2 separate regions of the Homo sapiens genome follow, and region 1 is linked to region 2. A link is a loop called in an ENCODE intact Hi-C map of the cell type or tissue named here. Cell type or tissue: GM12878. All regions are shown on one strand. Links, peaks and the distances in the headings refer to the core of each region. The heading gives the core; the rest is flanking DNA. Region 1 has its middle 46 kb from the start of LINC01655. Region 2 overlaps LOC124904517 (a long non-coding RNA gene).

Region 1 (16,292 bases), core at 4,634-12,633, 83 kb after region 2:
GCTGACATGGTGAAACCCCGTCTCTACTAAAAATACAAAAATTAGCCAGATGTGGTGGCACGTGCCTGTAATCTCAGCTACTCTGGAGGCTGAGGTAGGAAAATCACTTGAACACGGGAGGCGGAGGCTGCAGTGAGCTGAGATTGTGCCACTGTATTCCAACCTGTCAAAAAAAAAAAAAAAACCCAAAAGAAATAGTCACTTAATGACACTTTACATGTCTAATAAACAATAAGACTTAGCTAATATTGCAGACACATTTCTTTAAATCTAAAGCACTAAATGGAATCACCACTGTATTGTTTGAGTATATCAATAGATCATTAAAAAACTGCTGGTATGCACATTTGGCCTTTATCATTGAAGATCAATAAAACCGCTGAAATGGCTTTCTTTCTTCTTTTTTTTGACCTTTTTAGCCAGACTGTAATTGGGCTTGTCACCTGACTCTCAGGTGAAAATAATCATAAATCAGATTCATCAAATAATGTTAAAGAATAGCTCACACCAACAGAGCTAGGAAAACCAGTCCCTGCCAGTCACCATCCAGCTCCTTGGGAATTTGAGGGCTGGTTATCTCAGAGATGTTATATCAACTATTCTTTGCTTTTGTCCCCCATGGAGCCAGACCCGATAATGCTTTGAAAGAAGTGCAGAGAACACAGAAAAGAGTCAGTAGAAAGGAGATTACAGGGTGAGGGGAAAAGAATACAAGCAGCTTGTGTCTGTTAAAACAAATCACCCAAGTGAGTCATCTCTCCTGAATCACTTCTCCCTTCTGGGATGAGGCTCTGTGAGTACCTGGCTCCAGAACCCAGAGAGGATTTACAGCCAGGCAAATACTAACTGAGGCTATGTTGGAACCTGTGTCACCCAATCTCCTAATTACAGGTGTCTGTGGTTAAAATTTGGAGCTCACCAATTTGGAAGATGTTATGAGTCTAAGTTCTGTAATAGCTGAGTCAGGTTTGATACCAGGCAGCCCTACCACCTAAACACATTATATTCTGAATTCAAATGGACCCCATTTACTTTCCCCATGCCAACACCTTTTCCCCAGCCCCACCCTACTGCTACCTCCTGATGACTTCTGTCTTCTCTTCCTGCCCTCTATTTGGCCTAGTGAAGGGAGCATAGGTCTGTATACATTGTTAGCATTCCTTTAAGAAGCAAATCCTGAAAACAAGAAGAAATAAAGGGGTATGTCTATTTTCTTTAAACATTTGGATTGAGTAAAAGGGAAGCAAAGTTCTTAAGTTATTATAAACTTAAAATATTTGAACTCTGTGCTGGATGCTTTACTTTTACAATATATTTAATTAAAACAACCATACTTCATAGCACGAATGCTAGCCCGGAAAACTGAGACTAAGGTAGGTTGAGCTGTGGCCCAAAGTCACAAAGCCCACTTGTGAGTGAGAAGGAAATTGTGAATCCAGGTCTGCCTGCCTGAAAAGCTGGCCCACACAATCCCAGACTCTGAGCTTTAACAAACATGTGGCTGATGAGAGCCATGAGGACAAATTGCGTGGCTATTATTATGCACTGTGCACAATAAATGAGGTAATGCATTTGAAAGGGCTGTGTAACTATAAAGTACTCTACAAATGTTATTACCATTATTATGGTTATATTTATTACCTTCTTTGCTGGGGGTGAGACTGCACACATTATAGAATAGATGACTATTCTGAATCACCAGTCCCCAGTGACGCACAGTTAAGGTTGTGGTGAGCCACCTCTCAGCAGAACAGAGATACACTCCACAGTGCACAGTACAATTTCTTGAAGGTAAGTGTGAGCTTTGTGTAAATCAGCGGTCCTCAACCTTTTTTGCACCAGGAACCAGTTTTGTGGCAGACAATTTTTCCCTGGTGGGGCTGGTGAGGGATGGTTTTGGATGAAACTGTTTTCACCTCAGATCATCAGTCACTAGTTAGACTCTCTTAAGGAGTGTGCAACCTAGATCCCTCACGTGTGCAGTTCATAATAGGGTCCATGCTCCTATGAGAATCTAATGCCTCCACTGATCTGACAAGAGGCAGAGCTCAGGCAGTAATGCTCTTGCTAGCCCGCAGTTCACCTCCTGGTGTGCAGCTGGGTTCCTAACAGACCACAGACAGGTACTAGTCCACTAGCCTGGTGGTTGGGAACCCCGATGTAAACCACAATACTTATCTTTATCTCTTGCATCTTTGATTTTCTCTTCTGTCTCTTAGTTACAGGAGGGCCAGTGAATTTGATTCATAGTCTAGAGTAATTCATCAGCTTGAGGGCTGAGTGCCATCAAAGTATATGATAGTTTATGGTAAAATATTATTTTAAAAGTTTAATATTTTTAATCTAAAAGCAGCTTTTAAGTATCATTAAGAAAAATGAAACCATCTTAATAGATATATGATTGGATAAATCAGTGTGGTGCTATATACTATGAAATGCATATGTGCAGACACCAAAAATTATTCAGGATTTATTGACAAGTGGAAAAAATCTAATTGCAAAATTAAAAGTGTAGTATGATTTTGTTATCATACTTTACGAATGTGAGTCTACAAATATGTTAAAAAAGGTGACTGGAAAGATGCACAGCACATTTTTAGGTATGGTTACCTTAGGAAGGGAGTAGAAATACAGGGAGAGAAAAGAAATACAACCTTTTCACTATATTTCTGTATGTTTGAGTCATGCACAAGATCAATAAGTGTATTATTTGTAAAATAAAATAGCAGTGAATTAAGTCGTACTGTGATTAGTTTTCAAAAATCTAATTAAAATAGGTGCTGTTTTATTGTGAAAATTGGCAAAATATTTGCAAACAGAAGGAACTATATTATAAAAGAAACAATTTTGTTTAAAAAGTCCATAACTGGATGTGAGATTTTATAATAAAAATTTCCAAGCACCTAGCTTGAATGAATAAACAAATAAATAAATAAATAAAATGCTTGAAGGCAGATTATAATGAAATTTCAAATTAACACCACCAATAAAGGGAAAATTCTAAAGCTTTCAGAGAGAGAAAAAGAAAAGGATAACACATGTGAAACCTGGAATTAAAATGGCATTGAACTACTTAAAGCAACACTAGAAGTTAAAAGACAGTGCAGCAATATCTTCAAAGTTCTAAAGGATTTCAACCTAAAATATTATACCCAGCCAAAGTATACATCAACTGTGATGGTGATGGAAAAATAAAGACATTTTTAAGACGTGCCAAGCCTCAAAATTCTACTTCTCATTCTCCTTTCTTCATGAAGCTTTTGAAGAATGTGCTTCATTTAATGAAAGAGTGAACCAAAAGAGAGCAGGGCATGACAACTGGAAAAATAGGGGACACAGAACACAAGAGAGGTGAGGAGACTATCCAAGATTATTGCAATCATAAGTATCTGGACAATAGACGTAACCTGGTCCAGAAAGCAACTGGTGAAACTAGAACAGGATAATAAAAGGGCTCCAAGAAGGATGTCTTTATTAAAGTAAAATGTTGCATATGCAAAAAATTAAATTTAATCATAGCATGCTACTTGTCTCAGCAGTAAAGAATATTTTTATAATCATGGTGCCAGTGTTGATTTTACCAAAAATTATAATTTTATTCTGGTGAGAGAATTGTGAGAGGGTATATGGAAGTTGTTGGGATAGGCATGCTAAATCCTCATCCCCCATCATATGAAGTCACTAACTTTGGTGACAAAACTGACAAAAATGAGAGTAAGTATATAAGCACATAATTTTGAAATATGGAAGCAAAGAGATAAACAAAGAGTTAAAAAATATCTGTCATTAGAAGTTGGGCCCTGAAGAAAAGAAGGAAGGGCAAGTATTTCCTGTCTTATCTCAAGAGTTTTGTAGCTATCTTTTAACTTTTAAAATATGTACTAGCATTAGTTTGGTAAAAATAAATGTTTAAAATCAACTAGAATTACAAACAAACAAAGATGTCTAACAATGAACTTTATCTCTTTGAATACAATAGGATATTAAATCATCTTTTAAAAAATCAGTGTTTAAATCATTTTTAATGACAAAAAATCCTCATGAGAATATAAATTTTTAAAAATTGGGGTACAAAATATATTTGGCACGTAATCCTATGCTAAAAAAACTAGAAAGAAATGCATATATAAGCTGTTATTAGCTCTTGGGATGGAATTATAAGTGGTTATTATTTTATTTTCTATACTTTTCTATATTTCTAAGTTTTTACACAGTAAATATATATTACTTTTATGAAAGAAAAAGAGTTAACTATTTGTTTTAAGCACATGGTGTTTCATCATCAAGAAAATGCCTCTTCTTCTATAATTCTGCCAAGGACCAAACTAAAGAAATTAGTTTAAAGTGCAGGAGGGGAGATTCCAATTAAGTACATGTATACAAGTGTGTTATTAAATTGTGAAACTGACTACCTGGGGAAGTCACACAAAATATTTTAAGTCAAGATTAACCACCATCTTGGAATATTAGTACTTGAAGGAAACACCAAGATGACCAATTCCAAGGCAATTCTCCACAGATGAGAAAATTGAACCTTGAAGAGTTTAGATAGCTGGCCTAAGGTCATAAAGCTATTAAGAGGAAGAGGCATGGTTGGAATGCCAGTCTCTTAATAGCTTTGTGACCAGTGCCATGTTTTTCCCACTCTTATGATGTGTCTGAACTCCATAAAGTGCTCAACATAATTTAAAGGTCTGGGATGGATTTACATAAACCCCAGTTCCTCAGGTCTGTTTCTTCTCTTGTTTCTACCCTAGTTCTTTTTATTCTTTCTCTTATGGCCTCTCTACAGAATATTATAAAATAAAAACATAAGATATCATCTAAGGTGTGCATATTTGCCTTATTGTATACCTATGTTTTGCAGAAATATATCTTCTCTTTGGTTAACATCTTTCCCAAACAACCACTGCAAGCCTCTGCAAGCAGATGGTCCTCAGCAAATACAGTTGACCAAGGTTCTCTTTATATGTACATCTCATGCTTCTTTGAAAAATCAAATTCAACTAAGCCAGTTTTAATTTTGTTTTGCTTTATTCTGTTTAGATAACTACATTTAAGCAAAATTTATACTGAGGTGTTTTCTATGTAACCTGTTATTTTGGTGGAACACAATCAGGTTTTTAGGTTTGGAAACTGGCTTGGGTTTGGAAAAGAATGTTAAAACTGGTGACTGATAAAATGACATTTGATCCAACCAATGGTTGGGAGAATTCATGAACAAAGTGCCACATAAATGAATTTTCTTGATTTCAATCCATTAGTTTGATCTCTGGGAGTCCTACTCAAAGATTTGGACTGGTGTGGAAGTAGAAGAAGCAAGAGTTTCCTTAATGGTGACAGAGTAACATCACATTAAAAGATAAATGCATTGGTTCCTGAAAAGCACACACCAAAAACTGCATGGCCCTTCCTCTTTCTCCCACTCCATCCTCCCTGTCTTCATTCATTAGTAAACAGCCATTTAGTTAATGTCTGCTATGCCAGACACAGTGATGGATTTTGGCAACAACAAAGCAAACACTGTGTATGCAGGAGGATGACTCCCTTGTTCTCAAGGTACCTACATTTCTTTAGTTCATGCCTACCAATAGTTGGTGCACAACAATGGTAAATTGTGATAATGGTTTCCTGCTTTTTAAATATATATGTATCTCTATATGCACAAGGGATCTTCAAAATGTTCATGGGAAATGTGTATTATGAAGAAACTATGCATGGATTTTAAGATTTTTTGTACCAAAGTGAACCTGTACGAACTTGTTATAACATGTCTGAATAGAATCCAATTTGAGGCACTAACAAGAATAAAACCTCAATTTGAAAACAGCCCCTAACAGAGCAGCATGAATTCTGCTAAAATTTAAGCAAGAAAAAAAGATCAAATTGATGTTAAAACTTGGGTGGAAAAATAGTAAAATCACTGATGCTTTACAAAAAGCTTACAGAGGCATAAGTAGTTTACAAATAAATAACTTGTTTTAATAAAGGATGAGACAATGTTGAAGATAAAGCCCATAGCAGCAGACCATCCACATTGATTTGTGAGAAAAACATTAATCTTATTTGTGCCCTAATTGAAAAGGACCAATGATTAATAGCACAAATAGTCAACACCATAGATATCTCAATTGGTTCAGCTCACAGAATTTTGACTTAAAAATTAAAGCTGAGCAATCATTTTACTTGATGGGTGCCAAAGCTGTTGCACCAAGATCAGCTGCAGACAAGAGTAGAGCTTTGGATGCAAATTTTAAACAAGTGGGATCAAGATCCTGAAGCATTTCTTTGAAGAATTGTAACTGGAGATAGAACATGGCTTTATCAGTACGAGCCAGATGAGAAAGCACAATGAAAGCAATGGCTACCAAGCGGTGGAAGTGATCCAGTCAAAAGCTGACCAGTCAAGAGCAAAGCTTATAGCAAAAGTTTTGGGGGATGCTCGAGGCATTTTGCTTGTTGACTTTCTGGTGGGACAAAGAATGACAACATCTGCTTATTATGAGAGTGCTTTGAGAAGCCAGCCAAAGCTTTAGCAGAAAAATGCCCAGGAAAGTTTACTAGAGAGTCCTTCTTCACCACAACAATATTCCTGCTTGTTTCTCTCATCAAACAAGGACAATTTTGTGAAAGTTTCAACGGAAAATCATTAGGCATCCCACTTTCAGTTCTGATTTGGTTCCTTCTGACTTCTTTTTGTTTCCTAACCTTAGAAAATCTTTAAAGGGCACCCATTTTTCTCCAGTTAATAATGTAAAAAATACTGCATTGATGTGATTAAATTCCCAGGGCCCTCAGTTCTCTAGGGGTGGACTAAATGGCTGGTATCATCACTTACAATTATGTCTTGAATTTGATAGAATTTATGTTGAGAAATAAAGATCGTATACTTTATATTTATCTTTTAATTCCATTTTCCATGAACTTTTTCAAGTTCTCTCATATATATATATACATGTGTATATGTGACTACACATATATATAACTTTATATATATGTATGTATGTATAACTATTGTATTAAAACACAAGCAAAAAGCCATACATATAAGAATAAAGTCATAACAATCAGGTGAACAGAGTGCAGTTGTCAAGGCTTTTGGGAACAGGGTTGGGGTCATAGAGTTAGTGGCAGGGAAGGGAGCAAGGGGGAGAGAGGGGTGTTTAAAGTGTCTTAATATTTTGACAAGGCAAAGGTGACTTAATAAAACATAATTTTTTTTTCCGGGAAGTACAAAGAACCAAAATACAGTTTGTATAACTTTATTCTAAAAATGAATTTCTTTCTACTTTAACTTCTATAACAATGACAGTAGTTTTGATACGACAGACATCTTACATCAGGGACAATATGTTAGGGGAAGGATAGTACTGTGCCATGCAGAGAATATGGGCTTGGGGTCTGGGAGCTTGGGTTTGGGTCCTGACTCTGCCTTTCCAGCTGTGTGGCCCTAGGCAGGTTCCTCACATGTAACACGGGGTGGTTGTGAGGATTGAATGAGAGATGTGTGGTAAGGCAGCCAGCACACCACTTAGCACAGAAAACTTCCCACTTAGTCACAATCTTCCTCTGGTCTCAAAGACTTCGCCCACACTGTCTCTATACCCTTTTGCTTCCATCCATAAGCTTCTAACAACTTCTTGGCATTGGTTTAGTCTCACAATGGACTGTCAGATTGGTTGTATATGTAATTTGTACATTTTTTTCTGTCCTTGTGTTTTATTTCCTTGACATCCATTTCAACTTACAAGCCCCATTGTATTTAAACTTGTTCAATAGATAAAAATCATTTATTTATTCAGTTTTTACTCTGTGTAAGACACTGTGGGAGATAAAAGATGGATTAAATATAAACTAACTCTGCCTTCAATGAGCTATTAGTACAGACCATTGTGTCCTCATTGGGCCACTTTACAGGGATAAAACCTATCTGAATGCTCTAAAGATTCAGGGGAGGGAGACATCATTTCTGAACCATTAATCATAAAGAGGCTTCAGAGTCCAGACCATAGATGAGTGGGTCTGGAAGATTAGGTAAACAGGAGTATCAGATATTGCAGCTGAATTTTTTTAAAGTTTCAATGATAATTAACATGAGACATGTTTAGAGAATATTCAAGGTCCACCATGGCCAGAATCTAGGATCCATATACGAGGATAGTGGGAGATGTGCTAGGAGCCACAAATGTGGCAAGAGAATGAGCTGTTTTCTATAGGTGAGTGGAAAGCTTATATGATGAGATTTTTCTTTACAACAATCAATTTACCCTTAGCAGGCAATTTGGGTTGAAAAGGGAAGCTCCAGGAGGGGTGGAAAGTATTTGGAAGACTACGCTAATAGTCTGGGATTACAGCAACAGGAGCTGAACTGGGGCACTAGGGTGAAATGGAAAGGAAACAGAGGGATGGAGAATCCCAGACATCACTCAGGATGAACCAACAGAACTTGGCAACTGATTCATTTTGTAGAGCATGTATTTGTATCATCTGTGTAAGGGCACCCATTAACTTCCCCAGCAAAAGTCCCTTTAGCCTAGCCTGTGATTACTGACAGGGCCTCAATTCAAGTCATCCTCTTCTCTCTCCACCAATATAATTGCATGTAATTAAAACTTGATGTAACGTGGTTAGCCCAGAGCAGATGGGTTATTTCCCTGCCACCAGCATGACATCAGAATTTGGTTATGATAGTTTGGAACTCCCCACAAAGGAATCAGGTTAAACATTCTGAACAATGGCATTGTTCCCTTGAGCCAGGAGACTACAGTCTCCTGTGTAGGAGAGCGTTTGAATTGGTAGGCATGTTGTTGGGGGGTGTGTATGTGTGTGTGTGTGTGTGTGTGTGTATGTGTAAAGGAAAGTTCAGTCACTTTTCTCAGGGGCAGGATAGAGCCAGTGCTCCAGCCTGGTACTTTCAGACATGGTTCCATGACAATTCCAATAGAAAGCAGCCTCTTTTCACTGCTTTTGAGCTCTCTCCCCAAGAGGCAAGATCCTTTCTGGATCAAGTTAACACTGGAAAGGAGGCTTTGGAAATAGGGCAAGAAGAGTAGTGAGAGAGAGGAAAAAAGGAGGAGAATAGAGGCTAAGGCAGGCAGGAGGAGGGATAGAGAACTAGAGAGGAAGAGATGAAAGGAAAAAGAGAAGAGGGAGAGAGCACAGAGGTGGGAAAGGCAGAAAATGCCGGCTTGATCGGTAGAGGAACTGATACAGGCTTGAAGTGGAGAGAAGCTGCCCAGGAAATGCCTGAGACCTTATGAATGACAAGTGGTCACAGTCTACCACCTCTGCTCATGTGATCTCACCCCCTTGCTTTTATTTTTATTTCTTCACCCTGACTGCTTTGATCTCTTCTTATTTCTCCCTCTTTCCCCATGCATTTTTCTTGTCTTATCTTCCTCCTTACCCATGATTTAGTCCTAGAAAATCCAGGCTCTTTCTGCTTGGTCTATGACTTGAGGTTTGGGCTAAAATTGCTGCTGAATACTGAGCCAATGACTGAGCCCAAAGAAACCTCCAAGTCCTAGTCTCCCTCCCTCCTCACCACATTGACCTTCTCCAAAGGCTGACTCTGCTCTGTGCAGCTTGAGTCACGTGGCTCAGAGGTAACCTTCCTGTCAGCAGAGCTGCCTTGGCCTTACCAAGTGTACACATGTGCACTCTCACCTGTCTCTGACGTCCAGGCAGCCCTAGGCATGGCTTTTCCCTTAGACATTCCAATATAGTCTCCCTTATTTCTATACCTTCTTCTGATATAGGGACTAATGCTCACAGTCTTTCAGGAAAAATAAATTGTTCTGCCACCTTCATGGATCAGGCCAGTGGGCAGAAGTTACGTGCCTCAGCCAGTGATGCCTGGGCTAGTGAGCAGCAGACTTGCAGACAGAGCATGTTCATCAATTTCATGTTCATTGCTAAGCCCATGTTTGTCCCACATAAAACGGACTCTTGTCAGATAATGTTAATGGGAGTGGGAGATAGGGAGGTTCATCCCAAGGAGAGCATGTGCTTTACTAATGGAAGCACCAATATACGCATGGCATGCATTTCTCTATTGGCCCATTCATTTGTCAAATAAACATCTACTGAGTATCTACCATGCACCAAAATATGTGTCGGACACACTGAATATAAAAATCAATTGACAGAGTTCCCCGCCTTCAAGAAATAACACAGTTTTATAGGATAGGCAGATGTGAAAACAAATTATTAAAACACAGTGGAGAAGAAAAGTGATGAATTATGAAGGCTAGATGATAGGTTAGCTCTTAGAGAAAGAGTGGCTTATTGCCTAGCATGAAGAAAGTGGACTCCAGGCAGAGAACATAACCTATAACATACCAGAAGATACAAGAGCCTGGGCTATTTACACGTGAAGGACAAACTTATTGTGGTTCTATCACAAGGGTATGTGTGTGGTTGATGGAAAATGTGTGTGGTTGATGGAGAAGAGGATAGAAATCTAGATAGGAACCAAGTTATGAAAGGCCTTGTATGCCGAATTCATTTGGGATTTGTACTGGAGACAATGGGTGTCACTGAAGAATTATGAAATATTAGATGATCACATAAGAAATCTCAAATCTGGAAATCACAACAGTCCAAGCAATGGAAATAGAAAATAAAGTAAGTTAGAGCATGAGTTGGTGATCTTTTTCTGTAAAGAGTCAGATAGTAAATATTCTAGGCTTCTTAGACCATTTGTTCCCTGTTATGACTATTCATCTCTGCCATTGTAGCATGAAGACAGCCAGAAGTAAGACATTTTTAAAAAGTGAGCATAGTTGTGTTCCAATAAAATTTTATTTATGAAAGCAGAGTGCAGGCTGGATTTGGTTTAAAGACCATAGTTTGCTGACTCCTGAGTAAGAAGAATGTGTAAGAATAGAAAAAAAAAAAAAGACTTATAGGTGTTTCCTTGTGCTGGTGAAGATGGCAGTACAGTGATTGAAGTTCTCCCCTGCACTAGGATGTGAGGTTATGCTATCATTTCATATGTAAGCCTGCCTTGCCAGGGCGAAAGGAACACATTTACTAGTGTTATGATCAAAGTTCCATGACCATGAAGCAGTCTGAAAACAATGGGCTGGAGTTGATTCAGGAAATAATTGAACTCATCAGCCAAAGCAATGGGACCAGCAACATGGTCTGCCCACAGAAAGAAACAAACTCAGATGAAAAACTGAGTTTCTAAAGAAGAGAGTTAAGGCTGCCACTCAATGACTGGGTCTTTTGCAAGCATTCGGAATGATATTTCTATACAGCCATGGTTTCTGAAAAGCATCTTTTTTGTTAAATTATTTTTTGTCTTTATTATAGAGATGGGGTTTTGTCGTGTTGCCCAGGTTGGTCTCAAACTCCTGGGCTCATGCAATCCACCCTCTTCAGCCTCCCAAAGTGATGGGATCACAGGCATGAGCCACCTCACCCAGCCTGAAAAGCACATCCCATAGTGCAGAGGAAACAGGAGGCAGGGCAATGTCTTATGTGTGCCTTATAGCTAGTCATAGCTTTTCACTGTAGCAGCAATCCCAGGTCACCAGAGCATCACTTTGCCAATACAAGTCCTGGGACTTTCAAGGCTGTTGATATCCCCAGGGCTGTCTGAGTGAGGCCAGCCCCATTGCTGGTGGGGACAGACTTCCGAGACCTATTGCTGTCCAGCTAGATCCTTCTGTGGTCGAGACCTCAGAGAAACAAGTAGGCAGCAAGTAGATAGCACAGGCTCCTGGGTCAAAAGGGTGCTTGTTTGGATCCAGTGTGGACTTAATGAGAGTTAACCCCTCTGGTCTTCAGGTACCTCATCTGTAAATTGAGGATTTTTTAAAGTGCCTTCCTTACATGGTGTACAGATTAAATGAGATCATATCCGAAAAGCATTTAACACAGAATCTTGCATATATTAAATGTTTAATAAATGTTAAGTAAGTAATTTGCATTCCTGTTTTTTTTTTTTTTACTTCCATACCTCGTTTAAGAGATCCTTGGGCCATGAAGATAGAATGGGTTTTTTTCTTTTTTCCCTTTCAAGGACCATAAATGATTTCAGAGAGACACTGCATAGTTCACAGGGCCCAATATCAACATCAGGAAACTACCTGATTGGGTCAGTGCAGGGACCAGGTGCTTTCCGTATCATTTAATATGCAACAAAATCTGGAAAAAAATGAGTTTTTTTCCTCTTAATTTTGACTTACGGGAAACCAAGGTTGAGAAAGTTTGGGGAACTCTCTGGCAGAGACACAGCTCATCAAAGCTAGCCTAGGACCCAAACCTGGGTTGACACGGAACAAGTTCATTCTTTCTTCCTACCACATAATGCAGGTGTGCTTACTTATGTATATGGCTTAATACCACTACCTCCTATTGGTATTAAGCTGCTTCCAATAGATTGTAAGTTCCTCGTGGGCAGCGACCTTGTCATCGTTCTGTATCTCTTATGATAGCTGATACAGTGTCTTGCACATGGTGGAGATTCCTATATTTTTTGAACGAATAAATTTGCATCGCACCCATTTCTTCTTAGGCTCTTCCTCCCTCCACACAGGATATTCCCCCAGCTATGGGGATCCCTGAGGGGCCCACAGCGTGGTCTGCTGAGGCATGGCAGCTAGAGCCTCCATGAGTCCATAAAGGTAGGGGGAGGGGCCCCTGCATGGTGGGGAGGCAGAGGAGTGAGGACTCACATCCAGGCCTCAGTCTCTGCCCCTGCATTCCCCTAGGCTGGGGGAGCAAAGTCCTAGTACCCAGCATAATTTACTCTACTAATTGGGAGAAAGGCTTTCTGGAATTGCCAGAATTCCTTTTGCTCTAATTCCCTGACCTGACATGAAGTGGGTGAATGGCTATCACTGAAGAAAAATAGTATTTGTAGCAATGAGTGTCTGACGCCCTGTTCCTCATGACACAACCCCCAACCAAGTCACGTGGTGTCCTAATTAGGCCGTCAGATACAATTTGGACAAGCTCTGAACTTTTTTGTATGTTTATCCAGACCTCTGAACTATTAGATCTTTTCTCATTGCAACTTACAATGAAAAAAGCAATATAAGAATGTATAAGAAAGGTATTTTAACTGAAAAAATAAATTTGAATTAAATAGCTGTGACCTCCCTGAGCTCATCCTTCTAATTTTAAACTATCTTTGCTTGAATAGCAAGGAAACCATGTCCAGATTCAACCCCCTTACCCTCCTCCCCACATTTCCTCTGGTCATGTTGGGTCAGCTACCATCCAAGTGTCCTGGACAGAGCTCAAAAGATCAAAGATGAATGGATCTCCAATGATTCACCTTACAGTTTATCTGAGTCTGTGGTGACAGCCTCTCTACAACATAGGAGATACACAGGGTATTTTCAGAGACTTTGAAGGTGAGGCCTTAAATACTGACTTTACAACTAGGACTTCCTTTAGTTACAATATTTAGAGGTGCAAGGAGCCTTGGGGGTTCCCTCTATATATGTATGTCTAGGAGGTTGGGGCTACCACAAAGCAGCAGTGAAGGTACCATTAGGGTGTGAAGAGCTGAGCTCCTGGTGAGGCCTCTTACAAGAAGGTTGAAAGTCGAGGATCAACTACAGAGCCCAAAGATACTCTTCTGCAAAACACAGATATGAGGACAACTTTCACTACAACAGTTAACATATTTTATTTTTGAGACAGGGTCTCACTCTGTCACCCAGGCTGGAGAGCAGTAGCACAATCATTGCTCACTGCAGCCTCACCCTCCCAGGCTCAAGCGATCCTCCTGCTTCAGCCTCCTGAGTAGCTGGGACCATAGGTTAGCTGGGACTGCAGGCATGCATCACCATGCCTGGCCATTTTTTAATTTTTTTTGTAGAGATGAGGTCTCACTATGTTGCCCAGGCTGATCTCTAACTTCTGGGCTTAAGTAATCCTCCCACCTCCGCCTCACAAAATGCTGGGATTACAGGCAGGCATGAGCCACCGTGCCCAGCCAGTTAACATTTTAACATGAGGAAAGTTGGGGCTTTTGTTTGTTCATTTGTTGTTTTTTGAGAGTAGTCCTGAGGGCTGGTTTGGGGTGCAAGGCAGGAGCTGGAGAGGGCAGTTGTGGGGTTGGAAGGCACAAGTTGGCTGTGCATCTGGGTCTGGAGGAATTTTTAATTTTCTCAACATGTAAACAATGAGCAACAGCTCATTTCACTCTCATTTCTGTGTTGTTGTTGTTTGTTTGTTTTTTGCCTTGTCAACTATTCTGGAGGCTCTTTGGGTTTTGATTCCTAGACCTCATACACAAGGAAGAAAATATAGCCACTGCTGCTGTCCCCTTGGTGTGTGCATAGATCCTTATAAATAAGTCTCAATTAACTCTCCTTTCCGTGACCCAAAGAAGCCCCTGCTGATCCTGGCTCTGTTAATAAAGCGTGTGCCTGTACTGGAAGTAATTAAATGGGTTGAGTACAATTGTCAGAGCTCCAAGGGCCGAAGTACTGTCTTTTGCCAGGACAAGAGTAATAGTGAACCTCCTTTGTTGGGAACATAATGAAAGAGACAGGCGGGAAGAAAGCCCATTGTCGGCAACACAGATAACTTTGGTGTACCTGGGATTTGTTATAAATGTATTTTGATGGCTTATTATGTCGGAAAGAATGTTTCCTTATCTTCAGGACTACTGAGCAGAACAGAGGAAATAATCCAAGTGTGACATTTATTTAGCTATATATGAGTCTCTAATAGAGACGATGGGGGGATTCTATGTAGACCAGGAGGCTGAATTTACACCGTCTTCTTTATTAATCTCCTAGTCCTGCCTAAACAACCTATGCAGGTGGATAAATGGGCTGGCCACTGTTGGATGTTTTGCAGAGAGACAGACCTGAGAACAATTATCATAGACTAATTCTTTTCAGGACCGGGGCTTTTAAAATGATATTTCCTTCCATACAAAAGCAATTTTTCCTTTCTGCTTGACAGTCGATGGCAGGTAAGTGGGGAGTAACTCTCATAATCAACAAAACATCTGTGAAATCGTGTGTTTAACAAAGCTGAGAAGACTTCCTTGCTCTAGACCAGCTCGGAACCCTTGTATGCGATGTGTGCTATCATTCTGCAAGGGGGTGACAGTGTGCGTTAGGGAGGTTTTCCCAAATGTACTGGACCGTAGGCTGTTTTTAAGAGGAAGCTACTTGTAGGACTAGTGTTTTACAGGCTATCCTTTGAGAAATGATGTTTTCATAGCAACCTATTTTTTTCCATGAGTCTTTACAACTCTTTATCTTGGCCACAATTCTTTAAAAATTCATTTTAGGCCAAATGCGGTGGCTCACGTCTGTAATCCCAGCGCTTTGTGAGGCCAAGGCAGGCAGATCACGAGGTCAGGAGTTCGAGACCAGCCTGGCCAACATGGTGAAACCCCATCTCTACTAAAAATACAAAAATTAGCCAGGCGTGGTGGCAGTTGCCTGTAATCCCAGCTACTTGGGAGGCTGAGGAAGGAGAATCGCTTGAACCCAGGAGGCAAAGGTTGCAGTGAGCCAAGATAGCACCATTGCACTCCAGCCTGAATGACAGAGCAAGACTCCATCTCAAAAAAAAAAAAAGTTTTAGAACTATTCAGACATGGCCAGATTGGTTATATTCCCATCTTCAAAAGATAACACCCTGGCTGTTGGCTAAAAATCAGTGACTGGATCATGTCAATCCCTCATCTCATCTTTCTTTCCTTACAACCCACCCAGGCTGTCAGATGATAGACCTGGCTTCACCCTGTGCATGTTATCATAGCTTGGCACTGGGGTCTCAGGATTCCTGTAACTGCCACTCTCAGAATGCTGGGAGATGCTCTTTGTCACACTGGTTTGGGTTGGAAAGATAACAGACTTGGGGAAAACTTTCTCCCAGTCCCATTCTCTTTTTTCTTTTCCAATTTTTCCTTTTAAATATTTCTCCCTCTCTCTTTACATCAGGACAAGTATCATCCTTAATATCCAAAACTGTGGCCTATGTTTAGAGTACTGCCACTCTAGGAAAAATGCTCTCTTTAGGAATTTCGACTCCTTGAATTTTTTTCTTTTCGTTACATCCATGTGGGTTACATTTACATTTTAAAAGAAGACTAAAGGGAAGAGATAATGGTGTGCCCAATGGAATCAGTCCCTGATGCTGCCATATTAAGCACAGTAACAATCTGGTTAAGAGTCTCTGAGGAAATTCTTATCTCCTGATCATTTGTCAATTGAAGTGGATGGGCCCTTCCTCTGTCACTTGCGCATAAGGCAAATCCTGCATGTTTTACATCACTAAGCATCCGGACTACGTGACTATTTATG
Region 2 (16,292 bases), core at 3,633-11,632:
CTCTTCCCTGGCCTACAGAAGATCTTCTAGAGTGAAGAGGTCTTTTGGCATTGTGCTTGATGTTTTTACTACCTGGGATGTTGAGTTACTAGTGTTCCATGACTTGATGTTCACCTACCTGAGCAGGTCACTCGTTAGCACTCATTAGAACATTGACACAGATCAATTAATGAAATTGGTGCAACGCCACCTATTTAAGTGAATACTTTTTCAGAGGAAATTGGACTCAAATAGTGGAGTGAAGAGGAAAAAGGCTAGAGGGGGGTGTGTAAAGAGACTCCGGCAAGCTCCGTGGAGTGGGGTGGCTAAAGATAATGTGGGCCAGAAGAAAGGCTTCACTGCACTCATGCTGCCTGCAGGAGTTTGGATTGTGTCCAAGCAGATCAGTTTCAGTAGTGGCTAAAATCTTGGGCCTGGAGGAGATTCTTGGAAATTTCTTAGCTCAGTGCTCTTGTCCTAGACAAGAAGTTGCCTGTGTCATCTAGAAGAGAAAATTATGTTATCTGTCACTTATTGAATGTCTGCTATGTGCCAGATATTATTTCTAAACCTCACAAGTATCCTGAAAAATAGGTATAATGTATTTGTTTTATGTGAGAACCACAGGATCAGGGGGCGATACTTTCCCAAAGCCACTCAGCAGGGGTGAAGGTTTCTCAGACCTTGAAGTTGGTGTCTTTTCTGCTCTGCCAGAAGCCCATGGGTAGCCATATTAGCCTTACAGACTTCCAAGGAATGGTGGTAATGTTTCCCACTGACTCTTCAGACAGCCAGTAATACTGATATCAAGGAAGAAACTCGCACTAGATTGAAAGCTCCTCCTACCCCACACAAGTTATTCCTTTTTTTAAATTACGTCCACAGTAAAGATAAAGCCCAACTGATTAGCATTCTTTCTGTGATTCCACTTCAAAAAGATATTCTTCTAGGTCCTCGTTTTGTGGACATAGACCTTTGGCTTTAATTGATGGTAATTATGTTTCTGGTGCTGTTGTTGAACTGTGGGTTCTTGGGTGAATCTGGACAATGACAGTGAGTGGTCTCTCTTGGTGAAAGTCCAGCCCACCCATGGAGGCTCACCAGCGCCTCTACATTGTCTCCCCAATCTCTTCTGTCTCACATGCTGTTTCGTACATATTTATTATAAGGCTTGCAATACTTTACTTTGTACCATATGTGATGATTTATTTTGTGTCAATTTAAGTGGGCCATGAAGTACTCAGATTAAGCATTGTCTCTTGGTGCGTCTGTGAGGATGTGTCTAGATGAGATTTGTATTTCAATGAAAACATTTAGTAAAGTAGATGGATTTCCCAATGTGGCTGGGCATCGTGCAATTTGTTATGGACTTAAGTAGAACAAAAGGTAGATGGAAGAGGAATTCACCCCTTTTATTCCTGCCTCTGTGTTTGAGCTGGGACATTTCATATCCTCTTCTTTCACCGTGAGACTGTGATTTACATCATTGGCTCTCCTGGTCCTCAGGCCTTCTAAGACTGAATTACATCACCAGCTTTCCTGGGTCTCCAGCTTGCAGATGGCACACTGTGGGACTTCTTAGCCTGCAGAATCATGTAAGCCAATTCCCTACGTGCGTGTGTGTGTGTGTGTGTGTGTGTGTGTGTGTGTGTGTGTCCTCTTGGTTCTGTTCCTCTGGAGAATCCTAATACATATAGTAATTTATCTACTAGACTAATTGCCATTATTAGGTAGAGAATGAGTCTTCCTAATGTAACAAGGTAATTTGCAGCAAGATTAATGGTCTGTGTTGTTCTTGCTGATGTATGTTTTCCCCGCTTTACATTCTAAGAAGAGACCCAAACCTTTGTATGCATTGTCTTGACTGAGTAGTTATTAGTGGCTTTTGTGGTAGAGGGCCCAAAGCAGATGTTGCCAGACTCCCAGAAGATGACCTCTAAGGAGTTTTCTGACAGCAAATCTCATCTGTACAAATTAGAGGAAAATTTTTCAGAGCACAGGGGATCTAACATTTGAAATGAATAGAATATTCTTGCATGAGAAGGGAAGTGCTTTTCTTGAGAAGAGGTAGGGTTCTATAGTTTCTGTTAAGTAGTGGGACCTAGCACCTGGCTTCCATAAGAGATCCTGAAGGGAGGTCAGGCTCTCAGATGGAAATGGTTTCTTGGTCACTTTGGGAGGTTGGTCACTATCTGAGCAGACATTCCTGTTCCCTAATTTGGCAGATGACAGCAGAGCTATTCACCTTCAAAGGACAATAAGCAGGTCATCAATAACCAGTGTGGACTAAAGGCCAAAGGCCCTTTCTAGAAACCTGGACTAGGTAAGGCCTCCAAGATTCTTACATGGCTCTAAAAGAAAAAACAGCCTTCCTAAACATGTCATGGTAAACATTATGCTTTTGCAGTTACCTTGACCAGTGAGAGTTTAAAAGCAGATTGAATTTTTCTTAAAACAAATAAGAGTTTTACTCTACCTTAGATGAGAGTAATAAAGTACAGTGTCATATCTAACACCCTCATCTTCCCTTATCCTACCTTGACCACCATACTGACTCTCTGGTTCATAATGGCTGCTTAATATATCTTTTGGGTTACTGTTTCAGGGATCCCAAGACCAACTTGAGTTCCATGATTCACTAGAAGGACTCATTATATTCACAGCTAAGGTTTATTATAGGAGCAGGAGAAGGATATGCATTGGGTAGAGTCTACAGAGGTCAGACATAGGCTTCTGAATCCTTGACCATGTGGGGCTACACAAAACATGCTTTTTCTCTAGAAATAAATTACAGGTGCATGTGCAGAGTGTCTCTGTCTAGGGAAGTCCATTCTAGTTTCAGGGACTGAGGCTTTTAGTGGGGGCTGGTCATGTAGGCACATACTTGTATGTGACCAGTCATAGTAATCAAAACTCAGGACCCAATGTGAAACCAGGTCCATCATAAATCTTGGTAAACAACAATGACAAATCTTGACACGTACAGCATGCCCCCTTCTCCAGGCATACACAATATGAAAACGCCAGGGGCTAGCCAAGTGTGAATCATGATTCTAGGCCCTCTAGGGACATGCAATGACTGAGCACCCAGCTCTTCTATGTTAATTCTTTCCTCATAGTTTCATAGTAAACATGTGAAATTTATAAAGATATATAAAGAGAATTATAAAATCACCAAATATTTAAATACCACAATCTCACTAGCTGTCTTTCTGTTCGAGGTCATTTTACATGCACAAACACATACACACATATACAATTTTTAAAATTACTTCATTGCATACCGATTAACCTTAGAGAACAACAAAGTTTCATTGAGATGTGTTGCTGACATCAAACATGCCACCTCAGTCCCTAGGGGACCCTCACAGCTGTATTTATTACCCTCCCAAGTGTGTTCTTGGAACTTTATACTTTTATCCTACATCTTAGCACTTTGCATAATCAGTGCCCACATATTGATGCTTCCCCTTATCCAGAAGGGGAGTTTCTTGACTACCTAGACTACATATTACTCGTAGATATAATCTCAGTGCCTGGCCTATGACCTGAGAGCTACTGGATAGTCAACAAATGATTTTCAAATGAATGAATGAGTGAATGAATAAATTTTTGTCTGCCAACTTCCAACCTCCAATTAAGATTCCTTCCTCAGTAAAATGTCTTCTACCTATTATGCTACCTTTGCTTTTCAACCAGAACTGAATATTACATATAAAATCTCCAGGCTTTACTGCAGTGTTATGTTGAAGTCTTCTCCCAGGCATTTTACAGTTGGTAGGAGAGATACTATATCTTTGCATAGCATTAGGTCGGGAAGATTTAGTCTCAGCCACCTTTTCACATGCCTGGAATGTGATAAGTCTGCATAAAATTCAGACCCCAATTTCAAGCATAGTTCCCCACGACCCTATCTCCCCCACATTTTATCCTCACTTCAGTGGGCAGGTGATGGCAAGGGTTTTGATACTTCCCTTCTCCCCACCCCATTTTTTATTTTTTTTGACTTTGGCTTTTTAAAACTTTGACTGTTTTCTAACATTCCTTTTTCCTGTTTCCTGTTTCCTGTTTTTCCTGTTTCCTATAATGTAAATATTTTTTATTTTTCAGTGAAGCACCCATTGATTGCCCCTTACTCTAGGGATTTACAGCTTTGTGCTTGTCGTGGCCACTGCTCCCAAAGTGACTATAATCCGGAGGATCCCCACGACCCTTCAGAGCAGGCAAGACACCAGCACCAGAAACTCTGAAAACCTAAAAGTCAAGAACAATGCTTTTGCATTTTCCTGTCCCTTCTAAAATTTCATTTTTAAGTGGTGAGATCTCTTTAAGAAGAGGTTTCAAAAATAATGTAAAAAGTATTGCTTGCAAGATTTGAAAATAAGCCAATTCAACAAATCCAAAATAAAAAGCTAAAAAAAAGAACAAGTTTATTTTCTGTTCATTTGGCATGAGGGGGAGATAAGGCAATATACTTTTAGTCTCAGAGTATCATGAACTTGGCCCTATTTCATAGGCCCTGACTAAAATATATTCAAAGTATGCTTACAATTCGCCCCTAAATTTCAAGGCAGAATAGAACAGTCTGTGGGTCTATTTTCATTTTTTAAATTTTTTTTTGAAAAAAAAGAAGAAAGGACAACAGATAATAGAATCCATATTAACTTAAGAAGTTTATTTTGTAAATATATCTCCCCACCATCACCATCTCACCACACCCAAACCCCTAATATATTCCAACACATTGCATTCAAATCTCAGCCTTTCTAAACCAAGACCAGTTTTAATTGGGTAAACATATTTCTTTTTATTTTATCCAACATATAACCTTTCCTAAATGAAGATTCTTTACACATAATGATCTCATATTTTTTTCTGTCTAAATCTTGGACTTCCAAGAAATAGAATCACAAAGACTCCTCTTGCCTATTTTAACCTGCTCAATATACAGATATCCAGTGGAGTGGATCATAGTAGCCTTTCTTGCCAGAAAACTGCCTGAGTCATTATCATTTTATTATTTATGAAAAATTTACTTTGTGTCCAGCACGGGCTGGAGGCAGCATAATGGAGTAGGTGGATGGGCATTTGAATCCCACAGATCTGGGTTTGTGTTCCAGTTTTGCAATTTACTAGTATTTTTAAAGTTGGCCAAGATACTTAGTTTCTATGAGCTCCAGCCTCTTTCTTTGTAAAATGGATACAATAATAATAATTTTACCAATTGAGGTAAGAATTAAAATAAGAAAATGTATGTAAACCTCTTAGCCCAGTTCCTGGTTCCACTAAGATTTAGTCAATAATTGTTATTACTATGATAAGGATGAAATGAATTTCAAGGGATGATGTATGATTCCCACTTTGAAAACACTATTCTTATCTCATTCAGGAGTTGAGACCAACATTCACAAAGCATGAAGAACACTAAAGGATAATACTGAAACAAATGCTAAGTTATTTAATTTGGTCTGTATGGATTAAAAGGTTTGTTAATAGGATTGGGGACTCAAGCATACCAATACTGAAGATTTTTGTGGACATGAAATACACAATTAGGCTAATTACATTAATTAAAAATAAACTTATTATAAACTACAAATTAAATACAAAAAGCTTTCATGTATTTTTTATTCTAGTTTGTGTATTTCTGAATTCTTGGACAGCTAACAAAAGCATGATAGCTTTATAGGGGGATGTTATTGTAAACAATCAGGGTGTTTCCCTGACTGGTGAAAGCTCACTGCATATTTTGAGGTTACGTGTTGGTTAGTGCTGAGGGCATTGGCAGGTTGATGGACTAAAAAGTTGCTTTTTTGAACAGTTTTCTTGCTGGTCTAAGTCAGTGTTACGCTGTTGGTCATAGCTTCCAAGGAAGGATCACAGAGAAGAGGCAAAAGTGCAAGCCAGCCTGCAACCCGTAATCAAGACACATTCCTAAATTCAGGCTCTCTTTTCAAAGTGAATTTTTGTTGGGTGAGGATTCAGGGAACATATTCATCAAATGCTCCAAGCACAATGTCACCCTCCCCATAATTTTAGAGTAAACAAAACCTCAATGAGTGGCAGGTATGAAATATTGTAGACAGGGTCAAGACCATTTCAGAGGCTCTCGCAGCCCCTCATGTACTCACCACAATAAAAGGAGTTGTGGCTGGCCCCTGCCTGACAGGGAGGTCACTGCCTTGAGACACGGGACCAAAGTTCAGGACAAGACTTAGTGATTGCAGCATGGTCAGGCACACAAGCTCTGCTCCCCTATCAGGCTTCGACTTGGACTTCAGTGGAGGGCTAAGCTGCTCTCCATCCCCCTACCCTATTATCTGACTATGAATTGGAACATAGATATTCACTGTCTCTGGGAAGAAATTTAGAGTTAGAGACTTTTGGGTTAGGAGACATCTTAAAGATGATCCAATCCAAGAAACTTTCTGAAGCTTGAGTTCCTTCTGTTCCATCTTCCCAAGCAGTTGATCAGCCTTTGTGTGAGAACAGCTGCTCATGGGAAACAGATGCTTCTCCAGAGGCAGACATTTCTATCTCAGGATTATTCTTGTAGATATTGATTCACTTTCAGATTAGAAAGTTCTTGGAGAGTGACTGTGCCCTATTTACCTTTGTCAGCCCAACATCTAGTATAGAATCTGGCACATAGTAAGTGCTTATTGAATGATAATAGCTAACAGTTATTGTGTGCTTAGTATATGCCAAACCCTATACCAATAGCCATCCCTGCATTGACTCATTTAATTCTCAAAATAGCCCTTTGTGATAAGTATTATTTTTAATCTCTATTTTAACAGAATTGAACGAAAAGAGACTCAGAGACTAAACGAATTGCCTAAGATCACATGCTAGCTAATGACAATGTAGGGATTTAATGCAAGTGTGTAGCTTTGAGCTTGCCTGCTTAATTGCTATTTTAGATAGATGAAAAAAATAAATTAATAAATGAGAAAAATCAGCACACTTGTAATTTCTGCCATTGATCTTTAGTTTCTCTTTGTGGCTAGCTGAGTCAAATTCTTCTTCTATATGACATGAGTCATGTTTAAAGACAGCCTCTGGTTATCTTTCCCTTCTTCCCTTTTTCAGGCTACACATCATTGTTCATATGTTCCTCATATGAATGGTTTCAGGTACCTTCATCCTCCAAATACCTTATATGGACTCAATAAATCAATTTCCTTAAAAGTATTTTTTGGCTATTAATATTGCATCTTTTACTGGGGTAATAAAGTTCTGCCCTGATTACCTCCAGCACAAATGCCTGGCTTCTCTGCAGATGCTGTAGTAATGAGCCCCAATGCCCTCCTTCACCTCATGGCCCTGGACCCAGAGTTCTGTCTGGTCAGCATGGATTCTCATAGACAATTACATCTCTAATAACTCTCATATACTTTGTATACTCTCCATGGTGCATTTATATGTAGGTATGTGTATTTATATGTATTAGATGCTAATAAGATATAGATAGATATATCAGTGTATAATTGATATCTCTCTCTCTCTCTCTCTCTATATATATATATATATATATATAGCCCAACATCTCTCTGTCTCTCTCTCTCTCTCTATATATATATATATATGGATAACTCTAATAAGATAACTATATATATACTTATTATATATTATAATATATCTTATTAGAGTTATCTTATTACAGCCTCTCCTAAGGTAGGTGGATGTAAACACCCTAACTCATGCTACATGACTTACAATGGAGACACAACCAATCCATGACAGATCAGGAGCCTGAATGAGGACTGGCTCCCAGTTTCTGGCCCCTTGTTTAGGGCTCTTTCTGTTGCACCACACAGCTTTGTAATCTAGATGTCTAGAAAGCTACTTTCCACTCTTAGCCCTGCAGCCTACTCAGTTACTGATTTAACATGAAGGGACTCAGAGCTAAGTTATAAATAAGACTCATGTTGGCCCCAGGAAGGAAGGAAGGAAGGAGATAAAGTGGTCTGCCAAACTGCCATTCCTCACGAGACCCCAGCCAGCACACCGCATCTTAACAGCCCCTGGTTTCTCAGGGTAGAGCTCTTCTTTCCCTTGCCCTCCTCTCTTCTTTCCTAATGGGTGCTGCAGTCAGGTACTTTTATATTTATATGGATGCATTTCTATTACTTTTGTATTTACACTGATGCATCTATACTACCACATCTTTCTCATGCCGCCTAAATCTCCTATGAAGCTAAAAGGAGAAAGATGTCTGGAGAAAGCATGCTCTGCATATCCACAGCAGAGGCAAACATTTCAGTGAGCATTCACCAGTCAGGGAAATACCCTGATTGTTTACAATAACATCCCCCTATAAAGCTATCATCCATACAGCAGGCCCTGCAAGCTTCCATGCCGACAGAGTGGGTTAATGAATGGAGCAGTCCAGGTGTAAGCAATGGATGGAGGAAGGTGGGGACTGTGCCACATTGAAAGATTCATGTCCCATCCCAGAGGCAGCTGTTCACTCCAGCTAGGTGTTTCTGCCAGACCTTCTGACTTGTCAAAAGCAGCCAGAAATCTAGGTTTCATAGAAAATTTCCCAAATGTTAAATGTCTGTCATGAATTCAATTAAACACAATAAATGCACCATGTGAGACGTGTGAGTCTCCCAGCTCTCAGTCTGTAGCCTCTGCAATACAGAGACTCTTACTGACACAACAGAGGCTGCTATTCCATTGTACAGATGAGGAACTAAAGCCACAAGAGTTTAAGTGTGTTGCCCACTGGCACAATTGGTACGTGGCAGAACCAGGTTTTGTCTCACTGGAGATCCCAGCTCTTTCCACCAGGTTGTATTGATTCCCTCACAAAGAAGGGCATCAGAGGCCGGGCGCGGTGGCTCACACCTGTAATCCCAGCACTTTGGGAGGTCGAGGTGGGTGGATTGCAAGGTTAGGAGATCGAGACCATCCTGGCCAACATGGTGAACCCCCATCTGTACTACAAATACAAAAATTAGCTGGGCATGCTAGTGCGTGCCTGTAATCCCAGGTACTCAGTAGGCTGAGGCAAGAGAATCCCTTGAACCAGGGAGTCGGAGGTTGCAGCGAGTCGATGTCACGCCACTGCACTCAAGCCTGGTGACAGAGGGAGACTCAGTCTCAAAAAAAAAAAAAAAAAAAAGGAGGGCATTGGAACAAGACACTCAACAAACCAAATGAGGTCTTGACACACGAGTCCTAAAAATAAGCGACATGTCCACAAGTAACTGCCTCCCAGAAATGCCTTGTTTTGGTTGGGCCTTGGCGTCCTCATTTGCTAAGCAAGGCAGCAGGACTATAGAATGGCAAAGACTTTTAGAACCAGATAGCAAGTCTTGGAGCAGAGGCTTTGCCTACTTTGTGAGGTACAGTGTCCCTGGAACCCAGCACAGTGTGTGGTATATAAAAGACCCTCAGAAAATACTTCCTGTCTGAATGACAATTTTATAAAATACATTATAAAGTACCCCCAATGTTGAAAAGAGGTTCATCCATTCCTTCATTTAAATCACAGGGAGGTACTGAGTACCCTATATGGATGTAGTAATGTTCTGTTGGCTCCATGAAACTGCTTAAATGAATCATACCTATGTAAAGAGGAGAATAATAATAAGAGCTAAGCTTTGCGATGCTTATTTTGCATAACCCAGTACTATTCCAAGCAGGTTGCATACAGTAATTTAGTTAATCCTTATAATACCCTATTGAAGTAGGTGTGATTCCTATCCCCATTTTATAGAGGAGAAGGCTGAGGTGAACAGAAGTTAAGAAATGAATGTAAGGTCACATAGCTATAGTAGTTTAGCAGAGCTGGATTTTAACCTAGACTGTCTCACTCCAGAGTCCACACTCCTAACCAAGTGCTACACACTAGTCAAGAAAGAAATGGTATTTATTAAATCCTCTGTGCACCAGGTACTGACCTAGCTAGGCTCATCTGTAAAACAGTAGCTATTTATTCCTTATAATAATCCAGTAGGTTAATACTTTTATCCTCATCTTCTTATCAAACAATATAAGCAACTTACTCAGAGTCACCGAGCTAGCAAACTGTAATAAGAGCTGGAAATGATGGCAGAGCATTTCCAGAAAAAAAAGAAAAAAAAAAAAGCCGGGGGCAGGGAGGGGGACAGCAGAGGAGAGGGGCAAGGGCAGGGAGAGTTTCAGGAGCGAGATGGTGCTTCCAGATGGGAGAGAGAAAAGCCCGTTCTCTGCTCCCATTGTCACCTTCAGCTTCCTGTGGCCTCGGCCCATGGGCAGGGTCATTGTTGAAGGCTTGACCCTCTCTCTGTGGCCCAGAGGGCAGCAGTGGCCAGTTCTGTGTCCTGCACCTCAAGCCCCTTACTTGTTTGTGCTTCTAGTAGATTATCTGGGTCAGATTCAACATGGCTTATCAAAGGCTCATTTCAGAATTATCTGGCATTTCAGTGACAACACTGATGAGCTTGAATTCCTAACACAAGGGTGGATTTTCTGTGAGATACACTTCCATAGAACTTGAGGACTGCTGCTTCCTCAAGGGGGAGGAGGCGCCACAGGAGTCTGGTCTTTGAAGTCCTGCTGACTGCAGGTTTGGGGCAGAGAGGAAATGGAGTTCACCATCTTTGTGGCAGAGGAGCACATGGCCCAGGAGCCTGGCCTGGGCTTGTGCAGTCTTCGGTGTGGATGGTAAGTGGCAGTGGCAGGGCTGTCTCTCAGAATTAAGCTGTGTGAGTGCCCCAGAGGCTGTGGCTTAGGATGGGGTGCCCTTGGTCAATAAATGAAACAGAAAGCATTGCTCTCTGTGTCCCTCTGACGCTCTGACTTGGTTGATTTTTCCAGAAACAAATCCAAACTACTACCAAAACCTACATGCAAATGGTTATCTCAATCCTAATACTAAATGCAAAAGTCATTTTGTCTAAATACTGACCAGATGTGTGACAAACTTATTTTAATGAAGGGCCTTGTGACTCACAAAGCAATAATGCATGGGTTCTGCTGTTTTAAATTACCTTTTGATGGTTTGAAAAATCCATGAGTTGTTCTAGTGGGAAGCCCACAGTGGAACATTGGAATCTCAGTTCATGGTATGATTTTTCAGACAGAGCTCTCCTGCCCTTGGAGACCACCACTCAGGGGCTTAGCAAGGCGACACTCTGCCCTACATTCTGTCCTTTTTTTTTTTCTTTTTCTTTTTCTTTTTTTTTTTTGCAGTCCTCCTCATGTCCTATGCTTTCTGTCCACTCTTCCTACCACGAAACTGGTCCAGGCCTTGTCCTCGTGTACCTGCACCCTCAGGTTAACCTCCTAACGAGATTCCCTGCTCTCCATTTCACTGTCACTCCAAGAACTGCTGCCACACAGCTCCTCCCTGCCTGCCTTCCTACCCTGTCTATGTCCTTCCATTCTGCCTTCCTGTTTCTTGTTTTTATTTTTCTTTCTTCCTGATGGATGCCCCAAACTCTGTGCCAGTTATTCTGTGGGGGTTTTCAAAATGAAGAAGAGTGAGTTTCTGCGTCCAAAAGGCTTACAGAGAAAAGGGGAAGAAGGACATGTAAACCACTAAGTGTGATGTAAACGCTGAAAATTCTGCTATATGCCAGAAATGTATACAAGGTTAAGGTGGCAAACTCAAAGAAGAGAGTGGCTAGTTATATTTAGGGCAGATGGTCATGAGAGACTTTATGGTGGAGGTAGTATTTGAGTTGAGTCTTTACAAAGCTATATGGGTAAGAGAGAAGACAGAAAAGGACATTCCATGCGGAGGAGGGCCTGAGATTTATAGGGACTTTTCACCTAACAGGACTTGAGGATAAGATGGTGAGAGATAGGACCAGAGAGTCAGAACAGGGCTAGATGATGTAGGATCTTATATGACATACTAAAGGCCTTTAGGCTTAGGCCTCAGGTGCCAGAAAAGGATTTTATGAGGGGAAAGTATATGTCAGTTTTTATTTTGATAGATTACTACACCTGTAGGTTGGAAGGTACCTGAAAAGAATAAGGCGGACAGTGGATTTAAGACTATTAGTCCTGTACCCCAGTGGTCCATGTGAGAAATGACCAAGTCCTGAGTTAAGAAGGTAGCTGTGGATTTCGAGAGAAGGGACTGGATAAGGGAGGTGAAGAAAAGCAGAATCAGGCCAGGCGTGGTGGCTCATGCCTATAATCCCAGCATTTTGGGAGGTCGAGGTGGGCGGATCACCTGAGGTCAGGAGTTCAAGACCAGCCTGGTCAACATGGGGAAACCCCGTCTCTACTAAAAATACAAAAATTAGCCAGGCATGGTGGTGCAAGCCTGTAGTCCCAGCTACTCGGGAGGCTGAGGCAGGAAAATTGCTTGACCCCAGGAGGCAGAGGTCGCAGTGAGCCAAGATCACGCCACTGCACTCCTGCCTGGGTGACAGAGCAAGACTCTGTCTCCAAAAAAACAAAACAAAACAAAACAAAACAAAACACCAGAATCAACAGAACCCAGGCTGTGATTGGCATTAATACATAAAACAAAGAAAAGAGAGGAACTGAGGTCAACTTCAAGGTTTCTGGTTTAATAAATGCCACCAGCATCCACTCAGCCATGGGAGGTAAACAAACAAGAGAGGAAAAACAGATTGAAGGAAAGAGAGTCATGGATGGATAGAACCCGAGGGCCTCAGCAGACACTGAGGCAGACATGTCCAGCAGGCAATTAGCAAAACAGAAAAGATACTCTGGTGAGCTCTGACCTCTAGCCATAGATTGAGAATCCTGGTTCAAAAGTTGTGTTGAAACAAGGAGAGTGATTGAGATCCCCAATGAAGAGCATAAAGAAAAGGTGAAAAGGGCCAAAGAAAACCTAAGGAATGCCACCCTTTAAAGAGGCAGTAGAGAAAGAGAAATCTGCAAATAAGACTGGGAGGAAAACCCAGAATGAACTCTGGCATGCAAGCAAACAGTGAGTTTTAATAATAATTGATGAAATGATCAAAAAAAGTCACAAAACTGAGAAATCATGGAAAATGAAGGCAGATTTTTTTACACCCTCTGCTCTTATCATTTTCAAAGTTCTTAGAACACTTAGAACATCAGTCAAGGTCAATTATGATTGATACCGATTATATTGCCCAAAAGTATTCTTCAGTTTTTTCTTAGGCTGTTTTTCACAATGGTGCCTGACTCTTGGGGTCCTTACTCACCCTCCTCTCTTCTGATGAAATCCCAGTCTTCTTTCAAAGTCCACTCAAAAATTATCTTTCTTGAAGTCACCCATGACTGAAACGTCTCCCCATCAGATCTTCAGTGACTCTTTTCAGAAATTGCCATTAGGCAAAGAACTGCCAGGATCTTTACTAGCAATGGTAGTTCTTCCTCCCAAAAATGTGGAAAGGCTTTGAGATAAAAGCACTTATCTTTACACCTGCAATGACTAGGACAAGAAAATGTCACTGCCAGCAGTTGATGCTTCACCAGCGTGTTGTAATATATGATGTGCATTTTACATGTGGACTCTCATTTAAATTCTTAAAACATATCCGTTAGGTCAGATAACATCATCTCACTTTGCACTGGAGGAAACCAAGTTCAGATAGGATATATACCATTGAATGACAAGAGGTTAATAAATATTGATGATGATAAAGAAAAATTATTTCTCAGCAGCAAGTACTAAAACTTTGTAACTGAGAAGATGTATTCCTTTTCTATTGCTGCTATAAAAAAATTATTGGACTGGGTGTGGTGGCTCACGCCTGTAATCCCAGCACTTTAGGAGGCTGAGGTGGGTGGATCACGTGAGGTCAGGAGATCAAGACCAGCCTGGCCAACATGGTGAAACCCCATCTCCACTAAAAATACAAAAAATTGGCCAGGAATGGTGATGTGTGCCTGTAGTCCCAGCTACTCCAGAGGCTGAGGCAGGAGAATTGCTTGAACCCTGGAGGTGGAGGTTGCAGTGAGCCGAGTTCACACCACTGCGCTCCAGCCTGGGCAACAAGAGCGAAACTCCAGCTCAAAAAAAAATATATATATATATATTAGTGCAGACGCGGTGGTTTAAAACATGTATGGTAGATACACCTGACAGCAATCAGTTAACTTAGGCATCCCCTGTATGGCAGGCACACCTGTTGGATGACAGACACACCTGATAGCAATAACTTAAGAAATGAGGGTTGCCACGTGGAGGTGGCCAGGGGAGGGTGCTAACTGAAAGTGCTATATAAACCGCATTCTTTTTTGTAAGCAGCTTTGGTTCTACCATTCAGTTTGCCACCACTGGACTGTCCCTGTATGTAGGTTCCCCTAAATAAAACCCTATGTCTCGTTTGCTGGCTCCAGGTCTCTTCCTCAGCCTCTTGAAACTGTTGCCATCTCTATTAAAGTTAATAGGGATCTGGCCTGACAAACAACACAAATTTATCTTACAGTTGTTAGGTTAGAGGCCCGACACAGGTCTAGGTGGCAAACATCAAGTCGTCACAGGGCTGTGCCCCTTTCTGGAGGCTCTAGTGAAGAATCTGTCTCCTTACCTTTTCTGGCTCCTAGAGGCCACCTATATTCCTTGGCTCATGACTTTCTTCCTTCATCTTCAAGGCCAGCATTGTCACTATTCTTTGAGCATTCCTCTGTAGTCATATCTGCCTGTGACCACAGCTGGGAAAGATTCTTTTTTTTTTGAGACAGAGTCTCACTCTGTTGCCAGGCTGGAGTGCAGTGGCGAGATCTGGGCTTACTGCAACCTCCACCTCCCAGGTTCAAGCGTTTCTCCTGCCTCAGCCTCCCAAGTAGCTGGGACTATAGGCACGCACCACCATGCCCAGCTAATTTTTGTATTTGTAGTAGAGACGGGGTTTCACCATGTTGGCCAGGATGGTCTCGATCTCCTGACCTCGTGATCCACCCACCTCGGCCTCCGTAAGTGCTGGGAATACAGGCGTGAGCCACTGCACCTGGCCGTTTCTCTTCTTTTAAGGACCAGTGTGATTAGATCGTGCCGACCCAGGTAATCAAGTATAATCTCCTCATCTCCAGGTCTTTAACTCAATCACAATTCTAAAGTCCCTTTTCCTATGTAAGGAAATGTATTCACTGGTTCCAGAGATAAGGATATGGACATCTTTGGGAGGCTGTTATTCTGCCTACCACAGAAGACTTTTCCTGGGCTTTATTTAATTCTTAAGATTGAAAAAAAAATGCAGGACAAAATAATGTCACTTTTTCCAGATCTCAGGTACCTTATATTAAGAAGTGAAATATTTTTATATTTTATATAGTTGTTTAGATACATTTTAATGAAAGCTGGGAACCAGTGAGGACATTGTAACATTGTGCTCAAATGTCTCCCAAGTCTACAGGCCAGATGTGACATATGGCTTAAGTGCCAGACCCATATTTCCAAATGTCTTCATCTGACTATGAGCTTACGAATCCAAACTATGTTTAAAGAGCTGCAAATAAATCTCAAACACAGCAGGTCCAAAACCGAATGCATCATTCCCCGGTCCTATTCTCTTTCCCCATTTCCAAATCCCAGTTAGCAGTGTCATCATTCCCTCAGTCCTCTAAACATTATGATTAACCTGAGCTCCTCTTCATCTCACACAGCTCATGGACCAATAAACCCTACCATTTCTACTTTAGGTCTGTATCTGGAATTTGGTGTTTCTCCCATTCCCAGTTATTATTAAAGATCTTCATTTTATACCTGAATTTTTTCAGTAGGATCCTAACTTATTTCTCTTCTCCAGTTTATTCTTTTTAGCCATGCCTTCCCTGTGCTACCAGCATTAACTTTCCAGAAAGATAAATCTTATCATATCTCCTGTTTTCTGAAGAACCTTCTGCAAGTCCTCGTAACTTACACAAAAGTATATACAGAAAACAATTAAAAAGCATACTCCAAAGAAAATAGGGGAGGGGGAGAAAATGCCGCTCTTCTTTTCAACCCATGTATCTGTCACAAGTGCAGTGTGACTATAATCCCTGCAGATCTTTATGTCCTTGCCCAGAAAAAGACAAACTGTCTCATAATGGTAAGTCTGAAACTCGGACAAATGTGTCATTTTCTACTAGCTCTTCTACAGGCACAGAGCCACACAGAATTGCAGACCCATAAACACCCCAGATTTTTGGATTACAAAAACAGCAAATATATGTAAATCAGCAGTACCAAATTTCTACAGAGGGAATAACTCTCCCCTAGCCCTTAATTATGAGCCCACACAAGAAAAAGGAGGGCATCCCAGGGCTTGTTTATCCTGGCTCCCACATGCAAAGGAAGTATGCAAAGCCAATAATGACTAATGTCCTCAAATATTACTTATTACTCATATAGCATAATCACAATAAATACTCAGAGGCCC

What was found. Hi-C counts contacts between places; a loop is a spot of excess contacts. Peaks named below come from ENCODE experiments on the same cell type or tissue, not always from the same donor. Only the 100,000 strongest peaks of a DNase experiment are listed, where the experiment ranks them.
Region 1: a loop joins it to region 2, with 2.2 times the contacts of the local background. A loop is called at or near these places in 2 of 110 quality-filtered maps.

Annotation. Positions count from the first base shown.
Region 1 is chr1:221,786,806-221,803,097 of GRCh38, reverse strand. No RefSeq gene overlaps it. Among named protein-coding and RNA genes, the nearest start is that of LINC01655, 46 kb to the left of the region's middle. In GM12878, for the core only: no CTCF peak of the experiment used is centred there; DNase peaks (open chromatin) are centred at 8,627 and 9,317; H3K27ac peaks cover 2,353 bases.
Region 2 is chr1:221,869,082-221,885,373 of GRCh38, reverse strand. All of the region lies in intron 2 of LOC124904517 (a long non-coding RNA gene), which reads right to left. Among named protein-coding and RNA genes, the nearest start is that of LINC01655, 37 kb to the right of the region's middle. In GM12878, for the core only: no CTCF peak of the experiment used is centred there; a DNase peak (open chromatin) is centred at 7,063; H3K27ac peaks cover 204 bases.